3 separate regions of the Mus musculus genome follow, and all the other regions are linked to region 1. The links are chromatin loops, found by intact Hi-C in ENCODE. Cell type or tissue: heart. All regions are shown on one strand. Links, peaks and the distances in the headings refer to the core of each region. The heading gives the core; the rest is flanking DNA.

The links. Hi-C counts contacts between places; a loop is a spot of excess contacts. Peaks named below come from ENCODE experiments on the same cell type or tissue, not always from the same donor. Only the 100,000 strongest peaks of a DNase experiment are listed, where the experiment ranks them.
Region 2: a loop joins it to region 1, with 1.9 times the contacts of the local background. A loop is called at or near these places in 3 of 42 quality-filtered maps.
Region 3: it touches region 1 in a loop (2.1-fold over the local background); 6 of 42 quality-filtered maps call a loop at or near these places.

Annotation. Positions count from the first base shown.
Region 1 is chr11:86,802,529-86,810,888 of GRCm38, reverse strand. It overlaps Dhx40 (DEAH (Asp-Glu-Ala-His) box polypeptide 40), which reads left to right and starts at 3,229. Exons shown (of 18, transcript NM_026191.2): 1 at 3,229-3,451; 2 at 4,262-4,429; 3 at 6,487-6,632. The coding sequence starts at 3,340. In heart, for the core only: no CTCF peak of the experiment used is centred there; DNase peaks (open chromatin) are centred at 3,258 and 3,738; H3K4me3 peaks cover 1,550 bases; H3K27ac peaks cover 1,157 bases.
Region 2 is chr11:86,703,054-86,711,413 of GRCm38, reverse strand. Cltc (clathrin, heavy polypeptide (Hc)) reads left to right here. Exons shown (of 32, transcript NM_001003908.2): 17 at 1-73; 18 at 2,342-2,464; 19 at 3,799-3,944; 20 at 4,179-4,362; 21 at 4,555-4,747; 22 at 5,284-5,441; 23 at 6,104-6,268; 24 at 6,419-6,526; 25 at 6,607-6,774; 26 at 7,185-7,334; 27 at 7,412-7,543; 28 at 7,640-7,750. Among named protein-coding and RNA genes, the nearest start is that of Ptrh2, 23 kb to the right of the region's middle. In heart, for the core only: no CTCF peak of the experiment used is centred there; no DNase peak of the experiment used is centred there.
Region 3 is chr11:86,753,116-86,761,475 of GRCm38, reverse strand. Cltc (clathrin, heavy polypeptide (Hc)) reads left to right here and starts at 3,909. Exons shown (of 32, transcript NM_001003908.2): 1 at 3,909-4,228. The coding sequence starts at 4,187. Gm42085 (a long non-coding RNA gene) reads right to left here and starts at 3,763. Exons shown (of 3, transcript XR_880101.3): 1 at 3,600-3,763. In heart, for the core only: a CTCF peak has its summit at 3,512 (motif pointing right); DNase peaks (open chromatin) are centred at 3,605, 3,905 and 5,155; H3K4me3 peaks cover 3,984 bases; H3K27ac peaks cover 3,793 bases.

The DNA.
Region 1 (8,360 bases), core at 206-8,205:
TGGGCTTGGAACTTCAAGTGTAGACCAGGCTGGCCCCAAACTCACAGTGATCCTCCTCCCTCTGCATCCAAGAGATGAGATCAAAGGTGTGCACCACTATGGCCTGTCCCAGCCTTTTCCATCACATCCCCTGAGTCAGGGTGTCTTTACCATCTGTTCTCAATCTTCCTTTCACTTGCCTTCATCCATTTGAACCAGTGACTGACAAGCCCATCAAATACATTCTCAGTTTGTGTTGTGATACCTCCCCTTCTCCGTACAGTACGGATTCTGTCTGCTTTTCTTTATGTGACCAAAACAATTCTTATTTAATCAGATTAGTGATAGTACTGTTCAGTCTTTCTATGAGCCATAAGCCATCATGTTCTGTTCTTGGGTCTCTGACATTATTATGTGTCTAGTGTTTGGGACTCTGCTTGTTATTATGTAAACAACATATGATATTTTTGCTTCATGTATTGGTTTTACTTCACAATATTTTATTATTGTGTATGTGAGTGTGTACAGTGTGTATATGGGTGGGGTGGTGGGTAACACATGCTGCACAATGCAATCCAGTGGGTAATAATTGAAGGGCCCTTTAACCATCACTTCAGGGGCCCTATATTTTGCTTTCTTTTTTTTTTTTTTTTTATTAGGTATTTAGCTCATTTACATTTCCAATGCTATACCAAAAGTCCCCCTTACCCACCCACCATATTTTGCTTTCTTTTTCAATGGCGATGTAATCACATTATTTCATCATTTTGAAAGTCTTTACAGTTGAGCCCTTGATGCTCGGAAATAGATTGCATGGAACCAAGAACATTTGGAAGACTGCTCATTGAAGCAACAGCAGCAAGGTGCAATCCACACTTCTTAACCTTTGCTTATCACTTGTACTCTTTCTCCTGACTCAGAGGTAACGAGACATAGATTCAATGTTGGGGATGCTTACCATTCTTCCAAAATTCAGCCCACACATTTTCCACTTTTACTCCGTGTTTGTATTCTATTTGTTATTGTAATTTGTAAGATCATTGGTCTAGAAATACTAGGAATATCCCTATGTCATTAATAGTAAAATAGTCTACATGGCCAAGGTTGGGAAAACCTTGGTTGGATGGTGCTACCATCTAGGCTCCTTGACTTTGTTTTCTTTAATTCGTGGCTTCCAGTTTTATTCTGGATATTTTGCTAGGTGGTTATCAACAAATGGAGTCAACTCTAAGAGTTACAACCACTGAAAGACACTCCTCATTTAAATAATTCCACTTCTCATTCCAGTATTAGGTTAGTATGATTGTGAGGTTTCTTATCTCTCTCTTTTTCATCACCAAGAGGAAGTTTCAGAAATTTCTTTCTCACACGTGAAAACCAGAGAATATTAACCTTTAATCCCATATCCCTGGACAGGCAAACTTCTGGGAGCTCAAAGCTAACCTGATCTACTTAATGAGTTTCAGGCCATCTAGGGCTATATAGTGATATATAGTGAGACTTTGTCCAAAACTGTATATATCAAATACTTAATCATTTAAATACAAATTGCTTAGTAAATGGTCACAATTCCTGATTTGAAATGATTCTGCTTATTTTCTTAGAAAGTGACTTTGTGAAATAGCTGGTCTGTTGCTCAGTTACAGAGGTCACCAATATCTTCATGGTCTGACTACAATTGTATATTTTGATCTCTTCTGACATAATAGTTTGAATTACTAATAGAAATCGAAAGGTTCAGAGATGGTTTTAATGTTTTGGAGAAATCTAAAATGTTCTCCTGTCACTAGGGCTATTGCCTCAGCCGTTAGAAAGTTACACCTGACTTGCTATCATTCAAATTCTGATAAACTTGCATTAAAGGAGTTGTTGATCAGTTACGTTGAAAAGGAGTTGATACATGTACGTTTTAAAGCAAAGTCTTGGATTCTTGTAACATCTTACATCTTTTCTAGTTTGGTCTTGGGTTGATAAGTGAATGGTAGTTTTATGTTGCCTTCCTATAAACCATGATTAATTTTAACAGCAGGAACTACTGAAAAGTGCAAGAAGCAAATGGACAAGGTCACATATATCTGTAATTTAGCACTTGGGTAGCTGAGGCTGGAAGATCATGAGTTCTAGGGTATCCTGGGCTACATAGTGATTTAAGTGTAAGAAGCAGGTTTCTTCACATTTTTTCATAATTAACTCAACTCAGAAAATCAGCTGGCATTATCACTGAAGGACTAGTCCAAGAACCCCCCTCCTTCCCTCCCTCCCTTTTCCCCTCTTCCCCCCCTCCCTCCTTCCTTCTCTTTTCCTCTCCCTTCTTTCTCCCTCTCCCCTTTATTCACCTCCTCTTCTGAGACAGAGTCTCATTCTCAGAATTATCCTGGTGGTAACCCGGAACTCACAGCAACTCTTTTGCCTCTGCCTCGCAAGTGTTAGGACCACACTCAGCTTTGATAAAGTACTGGGTATTGAATCCCAGGGTCTCTCATATCGTAGATAAGTATTCTACCACTGAACTGTACACCAAGTCCCCAACATACCTTTAAAAATAAGTAAACCACACCACCTCAGATAATGTGTATCTGTAGAATTTTCAGCAGTTGTGTTTTCTAAGGAACGTACTTCCACTAAAAGTCAACTTATTTTAAAACAGATGTTAACCCTGTCTCGAAAAAAACAAAAAAAATCAACCAACAACCCAGATGTTATTCATTCATCTATCCTCAACAAACCCTATTGTCCACCTCAAATCACTGCTCCCTGCTGGGTGTACAATATATAGTGTTCCGGAAGTCTGGATCATGTGTGTCTTCCCAGCTTCTTGGAGGGTATGGAAAATATGCAAATAAATGTAAATGAAGGGTTCCATGAAGGAAGTGAAACAGCATGGGAATCTAAGTTTTGAAAACTACAGAACTACAAGTTGGACCGCACTATGTGTCTTGATAGGACGATAGGGAAGTGAGTTGCCCAAGGTCACACTGTAGGATGGCTTCGGCTCCTGGGAAAGGGTCATTCAACTGGTATCTGGAGATAGGCAAGACTTGTGGGGATGCTGTGGTGACTAAGGGCCACACTGGACAAACTGTGACCTGGCCCTCAGGTGTTCAGGTGTGACTTCGCGGGTGGCGGAGGCACGTGGCGATGGGCGGGACTCCTTGGGGGTGGTGCCTCGGGGCCCCCAGGAGCGCGGGCCCGTGCGCGTCCAAGCAGAGGCCGCCACGTCATCGAGCCGCTCCCCCACCCCTCTCAGCCAGTCGCACGCGCGGAAGTAAACACCCCTACGTCATCAGGGCGCGTCCTCGCCTTTCCCCTCCCATCTCCTCGGCTCCGTGGACGTGTTCGCTTCTTCTCCGGACCGGGTCTATGTCCCGGTTTCCCGCCGTCGCGGGCAGGGCGCCAAGGCGGCAGGAGGAAGGCGAGCGGCCAATAGAGCTCCAGGAAGAGCGGCCGTCAGCTGTTCGCATCGCTGACAGAGGTACGGTCCGCGGGACGCTGTGGCACCCGGAGGGAGTTATTTGCGGGGCGAAAAGTACATCTGTGGGCGGCAGAGGAGGTGGGAAGGGAGCTTAGACGTTCTTTTGGTCTTTTAAGCCAGACGACGAACTTTGCGTCCAGTGAGCACTTTGGCTTAGAAGGGGGCGGTCCCAAACCCAAGTTGGGTGAGAACCTCTCTGGGGGGCAAGAAAGTGGACCCGAACGCCCAAATGCCTTCTGCTGTTCTACAGCCTCATAAAGCCTTTGTTCTCTACCCGTTCATCCCCCTCCCCTTCGTCGGGCCGCCAGCCTGCCTTTGGGTACGGTATGAAGGGAGCCCGTTTCCAGGAGCCAGTTTCCATGGTTACCCACCACTTGGCCTTCTGGGATATCAGTCACTCTGAACAGGGACCTAACTTGAACTGTGAATCAGAAGCAAATACAGGTGGCTTCTTCTTCTTCTCAGAGTTGTTCTGCTGTGCTCAGGTTGTTGATCTATTGTTTAATAAAATTGAGTTTAGTTTTTCCAGGTAGGTATGCATACATACACGTTGTCTTGTGCTTGACTGACTTTGTCAAGTACGGCGAGTTACACATCAACAATGTTGAAGTTGTTTGATTTTACCAAAAAAAGTTATTCTGAGTTTATAAACTTTCACGTGTGATTTGTACATGGTTGACGTAACTGAAAAGTCATAGATTGATCTTTCCCGTTGTGCGATTCCTGTGCATTCTTCTTTCAGGTCTGAGCCATTGTCAGAGAGCTCTTCTCAGGTGTTTTCATTGCACAATTGTTTTTGTGTTGTTACAGAAGAGAAAGGATGCACATCACAGGAGGGAGGAACAACTCCAACGTTTCCTATTCAGAAACAAAGAAAAAAGCTCATTCAAGCTGTGAGGGACAACTCGTTCCTCATCGTTACTGGAAATACAGGAAGTGGTAAAACAACTCAACTCCCTAAATACCTTTATGAAGCAGGTAATTTTATTCTTGGATAAAGCTGGAAGCACTAAAGAGAGAAATTCTTTAAATTTTAATGAAAGTACTGTAGTGTGCAAATGCCCATTGCTGCGTTGCTTTGTCAGATCCTTAGCCTCCCTATGTCTCCTTGGCTTTCTGGATTTATTTCAGGCTCCGGAATTGTTGGGGTGACATATTAAACTACAATGATAATAATAATAATAATAGAAGAAGAAGAAGAAGGCTGATTGTGGTGGTGCACACTTTTAATCCCAGCACTTGGTAGGCAGAGTCAGGAGCATCTCTGAGTTGTAAGGCTAGCATGGTTTACATATTAAGTTCCAGGCCAGCTATGGTTATATGATAAGAAGGAAAAATAAAAGGATGTTAATTTTCTCTTTTAGGATAAGGTTATCTCATTAGCCAGTGAGAACTGAAACAATTGTGAATTGGAAAGGATAGTTGACCTCTGTTGGGGACATATTTTTGTTGGGGGGGTGTTGGTTTTTTTTTTTTTTTTTTTTTTGAGACAGGGTTTCTCAGTGTAGCCCTAGAACTCACTCTGTAGACCAGGCTGGCCTGGAACTCAGAGATGCACCTGCCTCTGCCTCTTGAGTGCTGGGATTAAAGGTGTGTGCCACCACTACTTTGCTGTTGCTGACAATTTATTCTTCCTCTAGACCGTTATCAGACAAATATTCTCAGATTCTACCAGAATTGAGCAAACAAATTACCAATAAAGTGTCTCATCAGTGTGGCAACATTCTCTTTCATAATTTTGGAAAAGAGAAAATTATATATTACTCATATTAAAATAAAAGTTAATTTGGGGGGTACTAGAGAGATGGCTCAGCAGATGTAAACTCTTGCTGCTGCTTCAGAAGACCAGATTTTTGTTCCCAGCACCTATATTGGCGGTTCACAACCACCTATAACTCTAGTTTGGGGGATTCCGATACCCTCCTCTGGACTCCTAGGGACCTGAATGTGCACATTCAAAGACAGAGATATATATACACTATACATAAATAAAAACATATCCTTTGAATTTTTAAGTCTTTTTCTTTTTTTCCAAGACAAGGTTTCTCTGTGTAGCCCTGGCTGTCTTGGAACTAAGAGAGCCACTTGCCCGTGACTCCTGAGTTCTGTGATTAAAGGTGTATGTTACCATTGCTGGGAATTTTTTTTTTTTTTTTTTTTTTTGAGAATGGCCTACGTATGCTGTTTGAGCTAGCCTCCATCACGCCTGCCCTCACAGTAACCTAATCGGATGCATCTGTCCTAATTCAACATCGCCTGCTAAGGCGTGCTGTCATTTTACATGCCAGTAAGAAAGCAAGTGCTACCAACGGTACAATACATCTCCATTTTCGGGGATGTTAAAATGGTTACAATGTTTACAAAAATTTATGCAAAAGTGGTATTTTTAAATCCAGTTTTATTCTGTGGCAAAGAAAAGTTTAGGAAGTGTGTGGAGTTTTTTTGTATTTTGGTTTTACCGTACTTATGCCATAGTACTAGCTACTTGTGAGGCAGAAGATATGTAGGGTCCAGGAGTCTGAAGCCAGTATGGTAGACTAATGAGATCTTGTAAAACAGACCAACCAAACTTATAGAATCCTTGACTTATTGTTTAAATGCTTTAAAAAAATAAAAACCTCAAACCTAATTAACATGTATATTTAAATTGGCTCTGGTTTATGTTTTAAAACTTCCTTTCATATGCTATCTCTATATGTGTTTAGGCACATGTGGGACACAGTGTGCATGTAGAGGTCAGAGGATAACTTTAGGGAGTCAGTTCTCTCCTGCCAGTGTAGGGTCTGGAGTGGAACTCAGGTATCAGGGAAGCATCTTTACCTCTGAGCTGTTTCGTCTGTGAATGTGCATTCCTGTTTTAAATTAATAGTAAGAATGTTTATGCAAATGTACTGCAGTATGTTGCTGATCTTGTAGGGTTTTCTTTTGAAAACATACCATTTGCATCGATTGACCAGGAACAGTTTTTAATTTTAGTTCAGTCGGAAGAAAGAATTGCTAACTCTGCTTTGTGTTTATATTTCTGGTTTTAATAGGGTTTTCACAACATGGTATGATTGGTGTGACTCAGCCACGAAAAGTAGCCGCCATATCAGTTGCTCAGAGGGTTGCTGAGGAAATGAAATGCACTTTGGGATCTAAAGTAGGATACCAAGTTCGTTTTGATGATTGCAGCTCCAAGGTATAAAAATTTACTAGTATACATTTAAAGTACTAAAAACACACACTCCAGCCCTTCTGTGTGTCTTTCTGTGATGGTGTATATACACGTATGTGTTGAGGCCAGAGGATGACTTCGAGTGTTATCCTCCGAGTGCCATGTATGTGATTTATCGTTTGCTTTTGTTTTTGAGATAAGGTCTATCACTGGCCTAGAACTCCTCAAGTAGGCTAGCTCCTTCATTAAAAGAAAAAAAAGATATTAAGGCGTTGGGGGAACAGGACATGGCCTGGGGAGGTAGCTCAGTTGGTAAAGTACCTGCCTGGCAAGCATGAGGTCCTGAGTGCAATCCCCAGAATCCACATAGGACAGTTTAGTTTGTTTGTGTGTTTTGTTTTGTTTTGTTTTTACTTTTTATGAACATAAATGTTTTGCCTGCCAGTGTCTTTGTATACCATCCATGGTACCCAAGGAGTTTAGAAAAGGATCCCAGATACCTTAGAACTGGAAGTACAGATGGTTGTAAGCTACCAACCATATAGGTGCTGGGAACCGAATCCTTGTCCTCTGGAAAAAAGCAGCAAATGTTCTTAACCAAGCACTAAGGCATCTCTCTAGCCCCTAGGATTAATTTTTTTCTTTCATATTGTTAAGGCCTTGTCTTAGGTATCTGACTTTATTTTATTTATTTATTTATTTATTTATTTATTTATTTTGGTTTTTCCAGATAGGGTTTCTCTGTATAGCTCTGGCTGTTCTGGAACTCACTCTGTAGACCAGGCTGGCCTCAAACTCAGAAATCCACCTGCCTCTGCCTCCCAAGTGCTGGGATTAAAGGGATTGCACTACTGCCCGTCTAGGTATCTGACTCTTATTTCCCATCCTCAACTAGTTTATCTGTTATCAGATGTTTGTCTTAGTTAGGGTTTTACCGCTGTGGACAGACACCATGACTGAGGCAACTCTTTTAAAGGACAATATTTAATTGGGGCTGGCTTATATTTTCAGAGGTTCGGTCCATTATCATCAGAATGAGATCATGGCAGCATCCAGGCACACATGATGCAGGAGGAGCTGAGAGTTCCTCTTCTTGTTCAGAAGGCAGCTAGAAGACTGACTTCCAGGGAGCTAGAATGAGGGTCTTAAAGCCCATATGCAGCTGGGCAGTGGTGGCGCACGCCTTTAATCCCAGCACTTGGGAGGCAGAGGCAGGTGGATTTCTGAGTTCAAGGCCAGCCTCGTCTACAGAGTGAGTTCTAGGACAGCCAGGGCTATTCAAGGGGAAAAAAAAAAAAAAAAGCCCATGCCCACAGTCACTTTTTAGTCACTCCAAAAAGTTCACACCTCCAAATAGTACCACTCCTTGGGCCAGACATATTCAAACCATGACAGTGTTAATGTTTATTTTTCTTAGAGTATGTTTTGTTTGTTTGTTTTTAAATCATAGGTTCCTTGACATGTTGGTTAGATTTTTTTTAAAAAAATGATTTATTACTAGGGGCTGGAGAGATGGCTGGATAGTTAAGAGTACTTGTTACTCTTTTACTCTTTTTTTGGGGGGGGGGGGGCTCGAGACAGGGTTTCTCTGTGTAGCCCTGGCTATCCTGGAATTCACTTTGTAGACCAGGCTGGCCTCGAACTCAGAGATCCACCTGCCTCTACCTCCTGAGTGCTGGGATTAAAGGTGTGCGCCATCACACCCGGCACTTGTTACTCTTGCAAAAGACCTGGGTTCAATTCCCAACATTC
Region 2 (8,360 bases), core at 114-8,113, 99 kb after region 1:
CTGTGAGAAGAGAGACCCCCATCTGGCTTGTGTTGCTTATGAACGTGGCCAGTGTGACCTGGAGCTCATCAATGTGAGTACTGAGTGTGCTGAGTGTGTGCAGAGATACCTGTAGTTCTCTAACTAGTTGTATTTCCAGTTAGCAAATTTTGAGATTCTATATGATTTTTTTTAGTTAATGTGCAACAGTTGTGGGCAGATGTGTGCTTTTTAAAACTTTATTTGGAAATAGTAGTAAACCTAAGTCTATATACACTCTCTCCTGAATTGACATGTATTAGCTTTGCTTGGGTTCTTGTACACGGCCTGCCACACAAAGCATTTTAACTAGGTTACATACCTCATGGATTTGCATCCATTCCGGTTCTACTTTGTAAGAATGAAGAAGTATCTTTATGTGGGTACTAGCAACAGTCAGACATTAGCAAGATACTTTAAAAAGCTTGTTTTCAGTTTTGTCAGGGTTTTCTGTAGTTTAGGATCACAATTGTGTCCACTCTTTAGCCTCTTTATTCTAAATTAGTTCTTAGAAATTTGTTTTTGTTTGTTTATTTTGTTTTTAAATGATTGATACCTTTGGTAAACTAATTTTTTATTTGTATTTTGTTAGTTTTTTTGTTTTTTTGTTTTTTGTTTTGGTTTGTTTGTTTTGGTGAAATAGGTGCATAACCAAATTTTCCATTGTAAAGTGAACATCTAAGTGGCTTTCAGTGAGTTCAGTGTTGCAAAATCACCACTCTTATCCAGGCGCTCAGCACTGAGCAAGGATACCTTCTTTTTCAGTAAATCTCCATACACTCCCTTCCCATAGAACCTCACAACTGCTTAACCACACCCAGCCCCAATGGATTTCCCTGTTCTGTAATTTTTTAATTAAAGTATTTATTACTTGTGCACAAGTATGTAGAAGTCAGAGGATAACTTGTAGGAATCCATTATCTCCTCAGTAGATATGGGTCTAATGAACTGATCTCTGGTCATCAGCCTTGGTGACAAGTGACCTTACCTACGAAGCCATTTTGCTGGCTCCTGAACATTTGATGTAAATGTATGATCTCCATTTCCTCCTTTTCTGCAGTGTTGAGACTGCATGTGCTGGGAGAGTACTGTATAAGTGAGCTCCCTGCCTGGCCACAGGAAAACAGTCCTCAGTTTCCCTCTGTCACTTTGCTTTGTAGCTAGAATCAAGCGTTTCAATAAGGGTTTTCTATAATTAGGTTTTCAGGTCTAATTTCTACTCAGAGCGCTGTTTAAATGGTATTTGCCCCGTGCTGTTGGATTTAGAAGCTTATTTTCTTTCTTTATGTCGCCAGCCTCCACTGAATTGTCCACCTTCCCTTCAGGAGTCCTCATAAACAGATGGTGCACATGTTCTTCCTCCTTGTCTATCCTTGGCCTTTGTAACATAAGGCATTCTTACTAGGCTGATGACTACTTCATCCCTTTCTCCTTTTATCAGTTATGGGTTAGAGCTCAAGGGTAGAAAACTGGGCCACCATGAGTGAGGTCCTGCTTACAAATCCCAGTGCTGAAAACAAATTCTGTCATATTTATTAGTCAGTATTCTTGGATTCATAGATTCCTGTTGTGCTCTTTGAATTACAATCCATTACTGTAATTTCTGTTGGCATGCAAATTGTTGCCTGATTGCTTTGAGGCACTTCAAGGCTCATTGTGCAACTTTCCTAGCTTAGAGTTGCTCTTTTTTTTCAGGCAACCCCCAACCTTTTAATGAAAGATGCCATTAGTAACCAAGTTCTATCTTGAAGGTTCCTTCTAGAATTGTTCAGTGGTCAGACCTTAGAAACTTATGTATGTATGTATGTATGTATGTATGTATGTATGTATGTATGTATGTACTTTCAAAGATTATGCATATTTACATGCAGATATATGGAGAAGTAAGTGTGCACTAGCTAATAAAACACTGGAAGAAAGTTTTGAAGGCGACCAGATCTGTATTGGATTGTAATACAAAGCTATAATTTAAGGTTAATACAAAACTAATGCTTTAACATCAAAAATAAGCTAAATATGCTAGTGTGTGTCTGTATTTCTAGCATGTGAGAAGTAAAGGCAGGTAGGTATAGGACTTTAGAGCTCAGGTACGTGAGACCACAATCTCAAACAAGAAAAATAAAGATGCAGTAGTGGGGGTCTTTTTAAAAGTGCCTAAATTTTCCCCCATCCTTTAGTTTCAGTGAGAATATTTGTGATATTCCCAAGATTCTATATAGAATAGATTTTTTTTTAAAAGAGTTGATATGATTACAAATAACTTTCAGACTCGTCTGTAGTTTTTACTATTTGCACTGAAATTAACCTTTGCTATTTTAATTAGGTTTGCAATGAGAATTCCCTCTTCAAAAGCCTTTCTCGCTACTTAGTCCGTCGAAAGGATCCAGAATTGTGGGGTAGTGTGCTACTGGAAAGCAATCCATACAGAAGACCGTTAATTGACCAGGTAAGAATCACAAAAATGTTTCCAATCATTCTTACTTGGAATACTTTCCTATCATATATCCAAATATATTTAAATGGGTCATATTTAACTATAACAGAAGGCAGAAAAAGTGAAAAAAAAACATTAAAATTGTACTATATAAATGTAAAATCATGTATATGTGTAAAATATTATAAGGAAAGTGAAGTCTAAAAACATAAAATTATCTTAAGTTCATCACCACTAAAGAAAGGGAATAAATTAGGATTGACTAAAAGTAGTTACCTGACACATGACCAAAATCAAGACATTTACAAAGGTACATCAGCACACAATGAGGATTGATAATTCAAAAACAAAAAAATCCAAGTAATTTTGGGGTATGACAGCTTATGCCTGAAGTCCCTAGTACTTAGGAGTTTGAGAGAGGAAGAATATGAGTTTGAGTTCACCTTGTCCTATGACTGTAGCAAGATTCTATCTCAAATTCTTTTCTAAAAGTCCAAGTAAGCATCATGGAGATTGTTAAGTTCTGGTCCCTAGCATCACATAAAAGCCCCTGTATGTAACTGCAGTGCTGGGTAGACAGAGACGGGAAGATCTCTCGGGCTGTCAGCTGTCCAACCAGATGAATGAGCTCCAGCTGCAGGGAGAGGCTTGTCTCAGAAGTAAAGTAGCACGTGACTGGGCAGGACACCTGGATCACCTTTGGATACATGCACCTGTACATTCATGCACACAAACACAGGAATAGCACACTCGATACCCAAATCAGTAGTAAGTCTTAACTAAATAGCACAGCACTGGAGTGAAGATTTTTATACCTATATGAAATTGAAATCTTGAATTTAAAGTGCTAATTGTTGCTTGTTGTTAAAATGATTCTTAAATTCTTCTGATAGACAAAAAGATAGAGCATTTTGAGGCATAGATTACTAGCTCTTGAGTTATTCACTCACTCTCTAGAAAGTGGTTCCAAGGCACATTCCCAAGTAGATACAAAGCTCCCTGCAATCACATGGCATCTGAGCACATGAAAGTAGACAAAACAAGAGCTGTTCAATTTCTTATCTGTGCCTAGGGATTTGAAAATAAGAATCCATTAAAGAAATAGTGATACGTTATTATGGATAGTGTTTTAACAGGGGAAAGTGAAAATTGCATAATCACTAATGGTAACATCATATATAAACGTGTTCATGTATATTTGTGTACAAAGATCTTTGAGTAGAAGGGTATTTTTCCTTCTATTTGAGGTTTTCTAATGAAAAGCTAACTAACTTGTTCTTACCAGGCAATATCTTTTTAAAAATACCTTTTTTTTTTTTAAACTATTCCATGTATATCCTTTGTAGGTTGTACAGACAGCCTTGTCTGAAACTCAGGACCCAGAAGAAGTGTCAGTAACTGTGAAGGCTTTTATGACAGCAGATCTTCCTAATGAGCTCATTGAACTGCTGGAGAAAATCGTTCTTGATAACTCCGTATTCAGTGAGCACAGGTATGCTATGCTGCCAGGGGCTTGCATTGGCTTCCTCAGCCTCTCTTTGTGGCCTGTTGGTTTGGGGAAGGAAGAGAAAACAAAGAGAACAGATAGTTTTCTGGATTGTTCTCCTAATACACGCTCTTCTCACCCTGACCCTTGAGACAAATAACCCTCTAGTGTCACAGTGGTGTTTCCTCACCATTGATGACTCTTTGATGACATTGTGCTTGAATGTCTTGGTTTCTTAAGGAATCTGCAAAATCTCCTCATCCTCACTGCAATTAAGGCTGACCGAACACGTGTTATGGAGTATATTAACCGCCTGGATAATTATGATGCTCCAGATATTGCCAACATTGCCATCAGCAATGAGCTGTTTGAAGAGGCATTTGCTATTTTCCGGAAGTTTGATGTCAATACTTCAGCAGTGCAGGTAAATCTTGAAATTACATGAATTGAGATATTGACAATAATGTCTTCTCTTGATGCAAAGAATGCGTTTTCTTGTGAGAGTATGCACAGATTGCTATCACAGTAGAGTAATCATAAAATGCTATCCGTTTAAATGTAACTATGTTGGGTGAGATCCATTTTACAGTAACACCAATTCAAAAATATTGCCCAGGTGTTGATTGAACATATTGGAAACCTGGATCGTGCATATGAGTTTGCTGAACGCTGCAATGAGCCTGCTGTTTGGAGTCAACTTGCAAAAGCTCAGTTGCAGAAAGGAATGGTGAAGGAAGCCATTGATTCTTACATCAAAGCAGATGATCCTTCATCTTACATGGAAGTTGTCCAGGCTGCCAATGCCAGCGGTAAGACTTCTTGTCTTTATGTCCTGAGACCTCCAAAAAATCACTAAGCCAAGCATTAAGGTGTTTAAGTTTTAATTGTATAGAGGTCAGACACTCCCTGGTTACGTGTGAAAGCTTTTAGCCCAGCATCTTGATCTAGACTGACTGAGTTTAGAAAGTCTCTGGAGAAAGTTCATTTTGTTTTGAGGTCTGATAAAATCCTGATAGAGCTCTGGAATATAACTTTAAAGTGGGCAGAAGTATCAAGCAGTTTCGGGGCAATAATAATATAGATATGTATTTTTATACTTTTAAGTATATCCACTTTATATTTGCCATTCTAAGTAATGTCTCTTTGAAAAAGGAGTTAAGCTGGTGTGGTGATGTACACCTGCCAGTGAGGCAGGATGCCTTAAACTCTTGGACTGCGTAGGCTGTTTAGATAGCATGACACTCAAAAAAAATTGTCAGGGGGAACTAATAGCACATCTAACATATTTGCTTGGAAATATAAAACAAGGGTGCTAGTTTATGGACTTATTTTTCTCTTTATTTAGGAAACTGGGAAGAATTGGTGAAGTATTTGCAGATGGCACGCAAGAAGGCTCGAGAGTCCTATGTGGAGACAGAATTGATATTTGCACTGGCTAAAACAAACCGCCTTGCAGAATTAGAAGAGTTCATCAATGGGCCAAATAATGCTCATATTCAGCAAGTGGGTTTCCTGTTTAATTTGCCCCCCAGTTCCTGTGCATGTGTGTCCGTCTGTCTGTCTGTTTTCAGTGGGATGCTTGCATCAAAGTGCATGTGAAGGCCAGAAGACAGGCTCTTGTTTTTATTCCTCAGGAATTATCTACTTAGGAGAAAAGACAGGGTCTCTTGTTGGCAAAAGTCTCACTAAGTAGTTTAAGCTAGCTGGCCAGCAAGCACAAGGGACTGATCTACCACTAGTTTGGTGCTGGGATTCCAAGCACATGCAACACCTGAATTTGTGGGTCATAGGTATTAATTAACTCACATCCTATTGTTTGCAAGGCAAGCACTTTCCAACTGAGTTCCACATTTTAACACATGAAAGTTCAATGATTGAGTAATTTTATCACCCTGGCTGAATCAATATTTTAGGGCTATGAAATTAAACTGTTCTTAGGAGATAGAGTGTGTGTATGTTCATTCATTTTATTTGTAATTTTTGAGATACAAAATTCAGTGGCATGAAGAATGGGTATTTGTTACTCCTGCCTCAACTTCTGGGTGCTGAATTTTACAGCATATTCAACTAAACCCATCTGTTCCTTTGTAGTAAGATAAGAATTTGGAAAAGGGATTAGGCTGAAACCTGTGTTTTACTGATCATGGATTGCTTTTCCTCCTTAGGTTGGTGACCGTTGTTATGATGAAAAAATGTATGATGCTGCTAAGTTGTTGTACAATAATGTTTCTAACTTTGGACGCTTGGCATCTACCCTTGTTCACCTTGGCGAGTATCAGGCAGCAGTTGATGGTGCCAGAAAAGCTAATAGTACTCGAACATGGAAAGAGGTAATCTAAACCCAAGTTTGAATGATGAATTAACATTTTGTTTGATTTTTTTTTCTCTTGTACCGTTGTACTGTTTTTTCTTTTCTGTTGAGTTGAAATAATTGCACATATTTATACTTGGGTTCTCATAGTGGAAAATGTTTATTCTAGGTCTGCTTTGCCTGTGTAGATGGGAAAGAGTTCCGCCTTGCTCAGATGTGTGGACTCCATATTGTGGTGCATGCAGATGAATTAGAGGAGCTTATCAACTACTATCAGGTAACGACACCAGGCCTTTATGTGAATTGAAACCTTCGTACACATATTCTCTCCTCTAATTGCATTTTTTCTTTATGTAGGATCGTGGATATTTTGAAGAACTCATCACCATGTTGGAGGCAGCCTTGGGACTGGAGCGAGCTCACATGGGAATGTTCACAGAGCTAGCTATTTTGTATTCTAAATTCAAGCCACAGAAAATGAGAGAACACCTGGAGTTGTTCTGGTCGAGAGTGAATATTCCTAAGGTAACCAACCAGTCTTCACCACTGATTAGCTCTAATAATTTAAAATACCATTTTCGCTGGGCGTGGTGGCACACGCCTTTAATCCCAGCACTTGGGAGGCAGAGGCAGGCGGGTTTCTGAGTTCAAGGCCAGCCTGGTCTACAGAGTGAGTTCCAGGACAGCCAGGGCTACACAGAGAAGCCCTGTCTCGAAAAATCCAAATAAATAAATAAATAAATAAATAAATAAATAAATAAATAAATAAATGTAATAAATTAAAAAAAAAAAAACAGCCAGGGCTACACAGAGAAGCCCTGTCTCAAAAAATCCAAATAAATAAATAATAGTAATAAATTAAAAAAAAAAAACATTTTCCCTGTTAGGCTGATTGCAGGAGTCATATTTACATCTAAAGCAACTTTGTGGTGCAGGTGCTGAGAGCTGCAGAACAGGCTCATCTCTGGGCAGAGCTGGTGTTTCTGTATGACAAGTACGAAGAGTATGACAATGCCATCATTACCATGATGAATCACCCCACCGATGCATGGAAGGAAGGGCAGTTCAAAGACATCATCACCAAGGTATATACACTCAGAAGTGTGCACTGTGGAAAGAGAAGGCTCCTTGGATAGAAACTGATGTGCATTTCTATTTTTAGGTGGCTAATGTGGAACTGTACTACAAAGCAATCCAGTTCTACTTAGAATTCAAGCCTTTGTTGTTAAATGACTTGCTCATGGTGCTGTCTCCACGGTTGGATCACACTCGTGCAGTCAATTATTTCAGCAAGGTAACTGTTTTAAACTGAACTTTACAGTGAGGATTTCGATGTACTTGGATACAGTTCTCAACCATGGATACCTTTCTAACAAACTTTATTTTAAAGGTAAAACAGCTACCACTGGTGAAACCATATTTACGCTCAGTGCAGAACCACAACAACAAATCTGTGAATGAATCACTGAACAACCTCTTTATTACTGAAGAAGATTACCAGGTAAAACCTTTGGATTCTTGTGAATACTTAACAGTAGACTCTGATTAGCTTTAACACTGACATGTTCTGTGGTAAAAACAAACAAACAAACAAAAGAACCCTGTTAGCCTTAATTTTTAAGTAGCAGGCATGTGGATGCTTAGTCCTTAAATTCAGCAAGGTTTTCGGGATGGGTAAGTGTTCAGCTTTATGACAAGTTTCACTCTTTGAGTTAGATATATTTTATATGCAATATGTGCTTCCTTCCCCTCTTACATCCTGATTGCACATCCAAGAGGCACTGATTTTTCAATTAGTCCATAAACTTGACTGCTGTTAAGTGGACTTAACTGTTTATTAATTTCCTCGCCTAATGTCTTAGTATTTGTCATTTAAATTTGCTCTTATGAAAGATAACACATAAATAGAAACTGTCTAGGTTACTAATTGCGATTTTTCCCTCACTTGGCCTGGCTGGGACTTGCCTAGTAGCGCAGGCTTCCCTCACAGACATCATACTTGAGTGCTTCGTTAGAGCTCTGTGTCAGCACCCCTGGCTCAAAGTCTAGTCTGTAAGAATAGTTTCCTAACAGCTTACGTGCTTGTCTACATTACATTTTCTCCCAATTTC
Region 3 (8,360 bases), core at 221-8,220, 49 kb after region 1:
TGCTGGGATTAAAGGTATGACCCTCCATACTGCCTGAAATGACCTCCTAAGAGAACACCAAGCTATTCCCTCTGCCAGAGTCTGTTAGAAACTGGAGGGACCTGTTTAATGTGACCAGAGTCAAGGTCAGTTCCCACAAGATTAGTCTTAGCCTTTCATTTGGAATATACTTGGTGCTATTTTAGTGAATACTCACTGTACATCTTATTGCCATCCCTGATCCATTATAGAACTTGTCTATAGGGTATTCAAGAACAGCTTGACAGTGAAAGAAAGATATAAGCTCAGGTCCATTTCAGACTAAAGTAGAAAGGCCATATTGCTTTGCAAATGTTTTTTGTCCACTCTTTATCCTTGTTGAGGAACTTTGCCTATAGTCTGATCATACTGCACTGAAACACAGTGGGCACTATGTTGACCAATCCCTAAGACTCAAGGGAGATTCTCTTTCTTAGTGGCAAGCGCTATGGTTCTCTTTTATCTTGCATGAAAAGCTACAATTCTTATCAGTAGCTCTAAGGGGCTGAGGTATTTTAAAGGTGCTGTTTAAATGGTGAAACCAGAATCTTACCTGTATAATTCCAAAGTGTCTCTTATGGTTTCTAAAATCTGAATTATATTTGGTATGAAGCATTAGAGTTCTACTTTCCAATTAATCATTGTCTATCTGATGAATGTCTATGACTTTTACACTGCAATTAGTTCAAGCTGTTTTTAGAAGGCTTTGGGATTGCCTTAAGATGAACTACTATGGAGGAATCCTATAAAAAGGTTTGGCTTTGGGGTGGGGACAGTGAGGGAGAGACAGTTTCTCTGTAGTTTAGGCTGCCCTTGAATTCCCCACAACCTCACCCACAGAAGATGAGGCATAAGCCTCACTCAGGGAAGTTCAGAGACTACAGGTGTGAGTCATCATGTGTGGCTATCAAAGATTTTGTTTTGAGGCAGGATCTCATGTAGCTCAGTCTGTTCAATATAGGAAACCAGCCCTGAATTCCTGACTCTCTTCACTATTATCCTGGCTTCCCAAGTGCCAAGTGCTAGGATTACAGGCATGTACCAGCACACCCAGCAGAAAAGTGGTGGGTTTTGCTTTGTGTTCCAGGATGGTTACACATCTATAACCATTACAGAGTTCCTGGTATAAAATATAGAACTGGCGAACAATACAGTTTTCTTGTGTAGATTTTGAGAAACTACAATTCCTCAAAATAACATACAAAGCAATGTTTTTGTTATGGCGCTTACTATATAAGGGCCTGCTGTTGATAACTCTGTAAAAATAGCTTCAAATTCATACCTTGACCATTTAGTACATGACCTCTTTTACTAAAACAGGGCAAACTAAAAGCCAGGGTGATGACTCATCCTTTGCAGCAGTCTGTTTGGATAAAAAAGTTACTTACACAGGATAGCAGGATTTGTTTTAGAGCTTATCAGGTTATCTATTTTAAGGTAGTGCTTAAAACCACGCCTTTTAGGTATAGCTTAGAAAACTTAGTGCCTCAGTGTTTGGGATTTCTTTTTTCTTTTTGGTTTTACATGATAGGGTTTCTCTGTGTAGCCCTGACTGTCCTGGAACTCACTCTGTAGACCCGGCTGGCCTCAGAGATCCGCCTGCCTCTGCCTCCCGAATGCTGGGATTACTGTGTTTGGGATTTCTAAACCAGGAACTGTCCTTTCCCCTGTCTCTGTCCTGCTGGAAATTTAGCCAGCACAATCTCATTATAATCATCTTTTATTACAGCAAATTACTGATCTTTAAGAGGCATGCCAGTTTGGAGCTGTTCTAGTTTGGGGGAACAAGGTCCTGCTATGTGGAACTCTAGATCTTCCTGCCTCAGAACCCTCCAGTGTGAGGATCACAGGTGAGCACCACAGTGTCCCCAGCATTGGGTAGCATTATCATTTACACTATTTTTCTCTTGGAAAAAAAAAGGGGGGGGGGCATTAACTGTTTAAGGTGCCTTTGCTGAGTGAAATCTGCTTAGTCATTTTAGTTGCTTTTACTGTTTTTCTCCAATACTGCCTTTCATATTTAGGCTGAGAGGAGAATCTGGCAGGCAAGGCAGCAGTCCTATTAATAAGCAGAATGATTTGGGATATCACCATCTACTTTTCTTCTTTCTAAATGATTTCTGAAAACAACTCATTCTTGAAATTTCTATGTGTGATGACAAAGCAGTCTCAGCGCACTTTTTGGTTAGGTATTCCACACCAAGGAAGTAAAATCAACTGCTCTGGGGATTTGAAATGTCCTTTCATGCAGGGTCTGTATGAAAATACAAGGCCCTTGTCAATAAATTGAAATGTGGTGATCTGTTCATGGTGAAGCTCTTACATCCCAAATTCTGAGATTGAAAGTGCAATTCTATTAAGCTACTGACATTTCTGTAATAAAACAGTAACTCCCTTAGGATTTTAATTTAAAATTTGCCCACCTCTAGAAAAGGACAAAGTCTTATGAAAACAATCTTTTCAAACATTGCAGGACAGGGCACATTCAAGTGCTTAAGTGAAATTATGTAAACACAAAACATCCTAAATATGGTGGCAAGGCTCTTCTTCAAGGGTCTGTTGTCTGCCTTCTCACTTGCCTGGTTCTCCTCTCAGCCCAGATATGAAAGGCAGTATTTGGGGGGAATACTAAACGCAACTGAAATGACTAAGCAGATTTCTCTAAGCAAAACCGCTTACGCAAAATTATTGTACACCCAGTGGTTGTCTTATGTTCTTTAGGTTGAAAGGGGCATTGAAAGTAATTTCCTCAAGAACTTTCAGGGGGATTAAGACGAACTATGTGGAAATGAACTCTCTAAATCTTCCTTATATTGGTGCTATTGTGAGACATTACACCTTACACTTTAGCAAGAGCTCTGGGGCGGCTATTAATCGCTAATGAATGCTGCAGATAGCTTACTGCTGTAGGAAGGCAAGGTGCTCCGGTTTTGAAGGGCTTATTACATCGCCCACCCTGTAACTACAGGTAATGGTCCTACTACCATGTATGACTAACAGTCAATCCCTCAGCTCCAAGACAGCCCCTGAGGTTTCTTTCCCTAGCCATCCTTTGATCTACATCTTTTAAGCTTTTTCCTGTGGCCGAACCCTCCAGTTCTCGAAGGCCAAACTGATCTCTACACTAGGCTGATCTAAGTCCACCAAAATGTCCGCGGAAGCGCTCTCCAGGGGCCAGCAGGAGATTCTTCTCCCATGGCCTTCCCTGTCCTTTGAGATGGTTTATCTGAGGATCTCGAGGAGCCATCCGGCTCTCCTGGCGTCAGAAGGGCGTGCGTCAGGGCAAGGAAGCTTGCAGCTCAGTACGGTCCCCCTCCCTGAGGTGTCAGCAACCACCCACTGCGCGAAACCAGGCGGGGGAGGCGCGCCGCAGCCAGCCGCCCGAGGAGCTCTGCGGCGGGGCCGTTTCCCTTAGTCACCGCGGCACCCACGCCGCGGCCTTCTCCTCAGGCACTCGGTGTCCTCACGCCCAGGCCGCCACGCCGGCAGGGGGCTCAACCGCCACCTCCTCCCCAGGAGCAGCGGCCAGTATCTTGCCTCTCGCCCTCCACTCTGGCAGCCTTCAACCGACCCTTCCCTACCCGCATCACGTGCACCGGGAAGTGCGTGGGTGGGTCTTACAGCGCCTACGGAAATGACGTAGTTCGCCCCGAGTCGCATGATGTGGCAAAATGTTAAAAAAAAAAAAAAGTGGGAGGGGGGAGGGGAGAAGGGAGAAACCGGAGCCTGGGGAAAGTGATGAGTCTAGAAAAAGTAGTCCCTCGGTTCCTCTGTTTCCCCGCAGCCGCATCAGCGAAGAGCGCTCCGCGCACTGCGTCCCTGAATCCCTACGCCCGACCGCGGCGCGGCGTCTGTGGAAGGCTACATAAGGCGGACGGCGTGAGGAGACTGGGCGGAGTTCTGCCTCGGGATCCTTCCGCAGGGCTCAGCCGTTTCCGGAGTCTGCGCTGCTCCCGGTTCCGCCATTGCGGCTCTCCCGGCCCCTGGAGCCTCCGCCCCCGACCCAAGCTCTCTCGTCTGCCTGCCAGTTCCCTGCGTCCCCGGAGAGTATCCCTCTGAGCCCAGCCTCCCCTCCCCTTCCCCGTCTCCTCCTCTCCCTTGGAGAGCCCGGGCAGGCACTGCCCTGCAGCCCCAGTGACAGGAGGAGACCATACTCCCCGACAGCGCCATGGCCCAGATTCTGCCCATTCGCTTTCAGGAGCATCTCCAGGTACGTGTGAGTCGGGGCTGCTGAGGGACTTTTCGAGGGTCGTGGGAAGGAAGAAGCTAGCGGCCTGGCCCGAAAGGGATCGAGAGAAGGGGAGTGGGGGGTGTCGGTATTTGGCATAGGTGGAGGAAGGACAGTGTCTTAAAAGCTTAAAGGGTTAAATGATATGAGACTAGGATGGAAATGACGAATCGGAGTGCAAAGGGCGGCGAGGCCAGGCCTTACGTCTGACGACCTCTTATTCTGCTTCCTGGATTGCAAGAACTGCGCATACCAGACCCCCCTTCCCATTTTACTCAGTTCATTCATTTGGGTAGGGGCTAGGTGGGGGAGCTTCTCGCGCGTTTCTCCCAGAGCAAGATTTCTCGTTAACCCTGAGCGACGCGGGGCTGTCACCTTCCCTTGGTCTATTCCCATTTCTACATCGAGTCTGCACCCAGGAATTGTGTGGCGGGTGGGTTGGGGAGGAGCTGCATCCTCCCTCTGCAGCTCACCACTGAGAAAGGCACCTTGGGGTTAGGGTAGCAGTGGCTCGTGGCTTGCCTTCCCTGAATCTATAAGGAACCGAAGGTCACACTCACTGAAGGAACAGAAAGAAGATAGAGGGGCGGCAAGGGGCGGTGTCAGTCTCGGTGCCTGGGGTCAAGGTCCCAAGGGGAACGCGCATATTTTTCCTTTCTTGGTTTCTTCAGAGGGTTAGTGTAGCTCTTAGGCTCACTTTGATTCTTGCAGGTAGGGAGAGTTATTTAGAGGTTATTTATGGCCTTTTGGAATTTAGCAGGTAGTTGTGGGATTACGGCAGGAGTATGTCTCACAGGACTGCGTGGAATTCATCAGAGCCGGGTTTAAGTGCATACCTGCTCTGTGTCAGTACCTAACAAGTTGATCTGTAACTGGCTCCTTTTTAATAGTCTGGGGCGTCCCCCCTCCGCCCCCCACTGCACCTTATCCTGGAGTCAATACACCATTGTCTAACCTGGCAACCTGCCAGCAGTTGGCCTAGGCAGGTGACTGTTGGAGGGCTTCGCTGAATTACGCTTCTTCTGAACTGCTGATTTTCCTGGTTCACTTGTCCCGACTCTTTGACATCATAATTTATTCATATTAATTTACTTTCCCTCAAGTATCCCCATAAAGAAATCTGCTTTCAGCTGCATCTTCTGAAGGGCTAATTTCATGAGGGGGAGGTGCAGTGATCCAGTTCAAATATTGGTAACTTATTGAGTGCTTTATCATTGAAGGCAATCTGATTTACTTTTCTTCATTGATATACATAAAAGATGTTTGATAATAAAGAGGGTTAACTAAAATTTAGCACCAAGTAAAATAATTAAATATTTCTTTATAGACTTTACCGTGTTGCTAACATTAACGAATTATTTTACTTTAGGACTTCTTTGCCCATTAAATGACTTGAATACATTTTCTTCAGTCATCACTAGTTTTCAAATAATTCATCTGATTTTGGCAATAAGATCTCTATTTTGTAAAGGTCTGAAAAATGTCAAGTGACAATGCTGACAGAGAAGTTAATTTTTGTTCTCAATTCAAGCTTGAGTTTCCTCTGTTAAGAATATAAAGTGTTAGGAAAGCACTGTTCTGGATGTTAGTGGACAGTGGGCTCTTCAGGCTGAGTTAAGAGGGAGGCAGCCTGTGTACACTAACAACAGAAAAAAATCTAGCTTTAATTAATTGCTTGCTTTAATTAATTTGACCATGATTTGGGTTGCTGTTTTTTCTTCTCCCATCTTTGGGATTAACACTTGGCCACACTGAAGTTACCAGAAATAGCTTTCTGCAAATATGTGTATAAACCTTACACAAAAGAAGCAAAGACAACTGCTGATGACATGACCGTTGCTGGTGATTTGAGTAATAGTTTTTCATTTCTATTAAACTCAAGACCAGAATTGTTGAATGGTCTTACAGACTGGAATCCAAACTTGTCACTAATTAAAAACAGATTTAATGCAGGTGTGGCATGTGAGTAGCAATTTCTGCAAATATTTGAAACTGTTTTCCAAAATTTAAAGATTTTGAATATTTATAAAATAGCTTTACAGATACACTTGAAGATCTCGGATGCTTATTTTCTGGAGGACCTCATTACACTTTAGGCTTTGGCTGGTAGGATCCCACTCTAGTAGATAGAGTCAGGTGTGCCGAAAGGATAATGTATCTTCTGATCTCAGACTTTTATTCCCTCTCTTTTAACAAACAAACATACAGTGTAAGGATTATTCCAGTTGTCATCTTAAGTCTTTGATTGCCCAGCCTCTGCCATTCTGCTTAGAAAACAACTTTCTAAAGCATTTAGGAGAACTGGGAAGTAAGGAGTGTAGAGTTCACTTGTGAAAGTTAACAGCAAACTCTAAATTAATTTATTTTAAACTTTTTATGAGAATGTTGCAAATAAAAAATTGCTATTTATTTTCATATCCCTTTGTGCATTTGTTTAGATGAAGATCTGTCATCAAGGCTTGGAACTATATCACATAATTTTGATATTTTATGTGATGAAGGAATTTTTGTTGAGTTGCAGATTCTGAACAAATTCTAGGCTGCAGAACTCAGAAAGTTCAGTGCCAGCCAGCAAAACCCTGTCTCAAAGGACAAAACAACAAAACCCCACTGCCTGCAATTTTCAGTTCCTGGCATATTAAGCATTTTGCAATTGACACATTTTGTTGAGCATTTGGATACTTTTAATTTTCATTTACAAATCTTTCCACCCCGTTCTTCTCTCTTTGATCCATAAACACAGACATGCAATGTGTTGCTGAGTTGAATAGTAGGATTCTTAAGAAGGTTTTGGTTTCAAAGAGAAAGCAGTAATAGATGCTTAGGAAGACTAGAAGAGCATGCCACCTGGAAGTAGACTCTAATCTACCGTGGAAATAGTTTAAATGAAGACCGATTCCCTCCCCCCCCACCCCCCCCAGAATTTTCTTAAAGGTTAGTTTACTCAGCTTTAAGGAGTTTGGCCAATTTTAATGAAAATACTTGTGCCCTGTTTGGGATTATACTTTAAGGTATGCAAAACTATGGTTTTCACTTTAAAGTCTTGGGAACTTGGGTAGTGTGCTGTTGGGACAGTTGTTTCTGATAAGTGAGGGCTAGAGAGTGAGGAGGAGAGCAGTCCAACTTCTGTTGTGTGCTGTGTCCTCACTCAGCCCTTGGTCCTGTCTCACATTAACAGTGGAAGACTAAGGCTGGAGGCCGTACTCAGGGGCCATAGTCAGAATGGGGTTTGGATCGCCTCTTCTGTTTTTAAGACAGAGTCTTAACTATATCGCACTGTCTGGTCTGAAACTTACTATGTATAACAGGATGGCTTTGAACTGAGATCTGCTTGCCTCTGGCTCCAGCGTGCTGGAATTATTGCATATTCCATCACACCTGACCATAAATCATATTTTAAAGACAGTGTCTTGCTAATGTTGCCCAGAGTGGATTCAGATTCAAAATCCTCTTGCTTCTCAGCCTCTTGAGTGCCGGGGTTCTAGGCCTGCATCATCATGCCCTGCTGCAGTGATTGCCTTTAAGAGATGCTACAAGGGACCAGAGAGGTGCTCTGTGCTTAAGAGCGACTGTTAACTCTTCCTGAGCACCTGGGTTTGGTTCCCATCACATACAGACAACTCCTCATCTCCTGTAACTCCAGTTCCAGGGGCTCTTCAGTCCTCCAAGGATACCAGGCACACATGTAGCACACATAGGTATATGCAGGCAAAATTCTCATGTACATAAAATAAATAAATCTAATTAAAAAGAGAGAGAGAGAGAGAGCAAGAGGGTTGGAGAGATGGCTCACTGGTTAAGAATACTGACTGCTCTTCCAGAGGTCCTGGGTTCAGTTCTCAGCAAACACATAGTGGCTTACAATCTCTGTAATGGGATCCAATGCCCTCTGAAGACAGCTACAGTGTGCTCATAGACATAAAATAAATAATTCCTTTTTTTAAAAATAGAACAAGAAACTACACAGATTTCCTACTATTTTCTTTCCTGTTGGACTTTGGCCTAGAGAAGAGATTTTCCTCTTGTTTAAAGTATGATTAGTGATGTGATACAGTGAACAAAGGAAGTCTTGGGGCTGGCTCAGTGAGACAAGTTCTGACTATCAGAAACATGT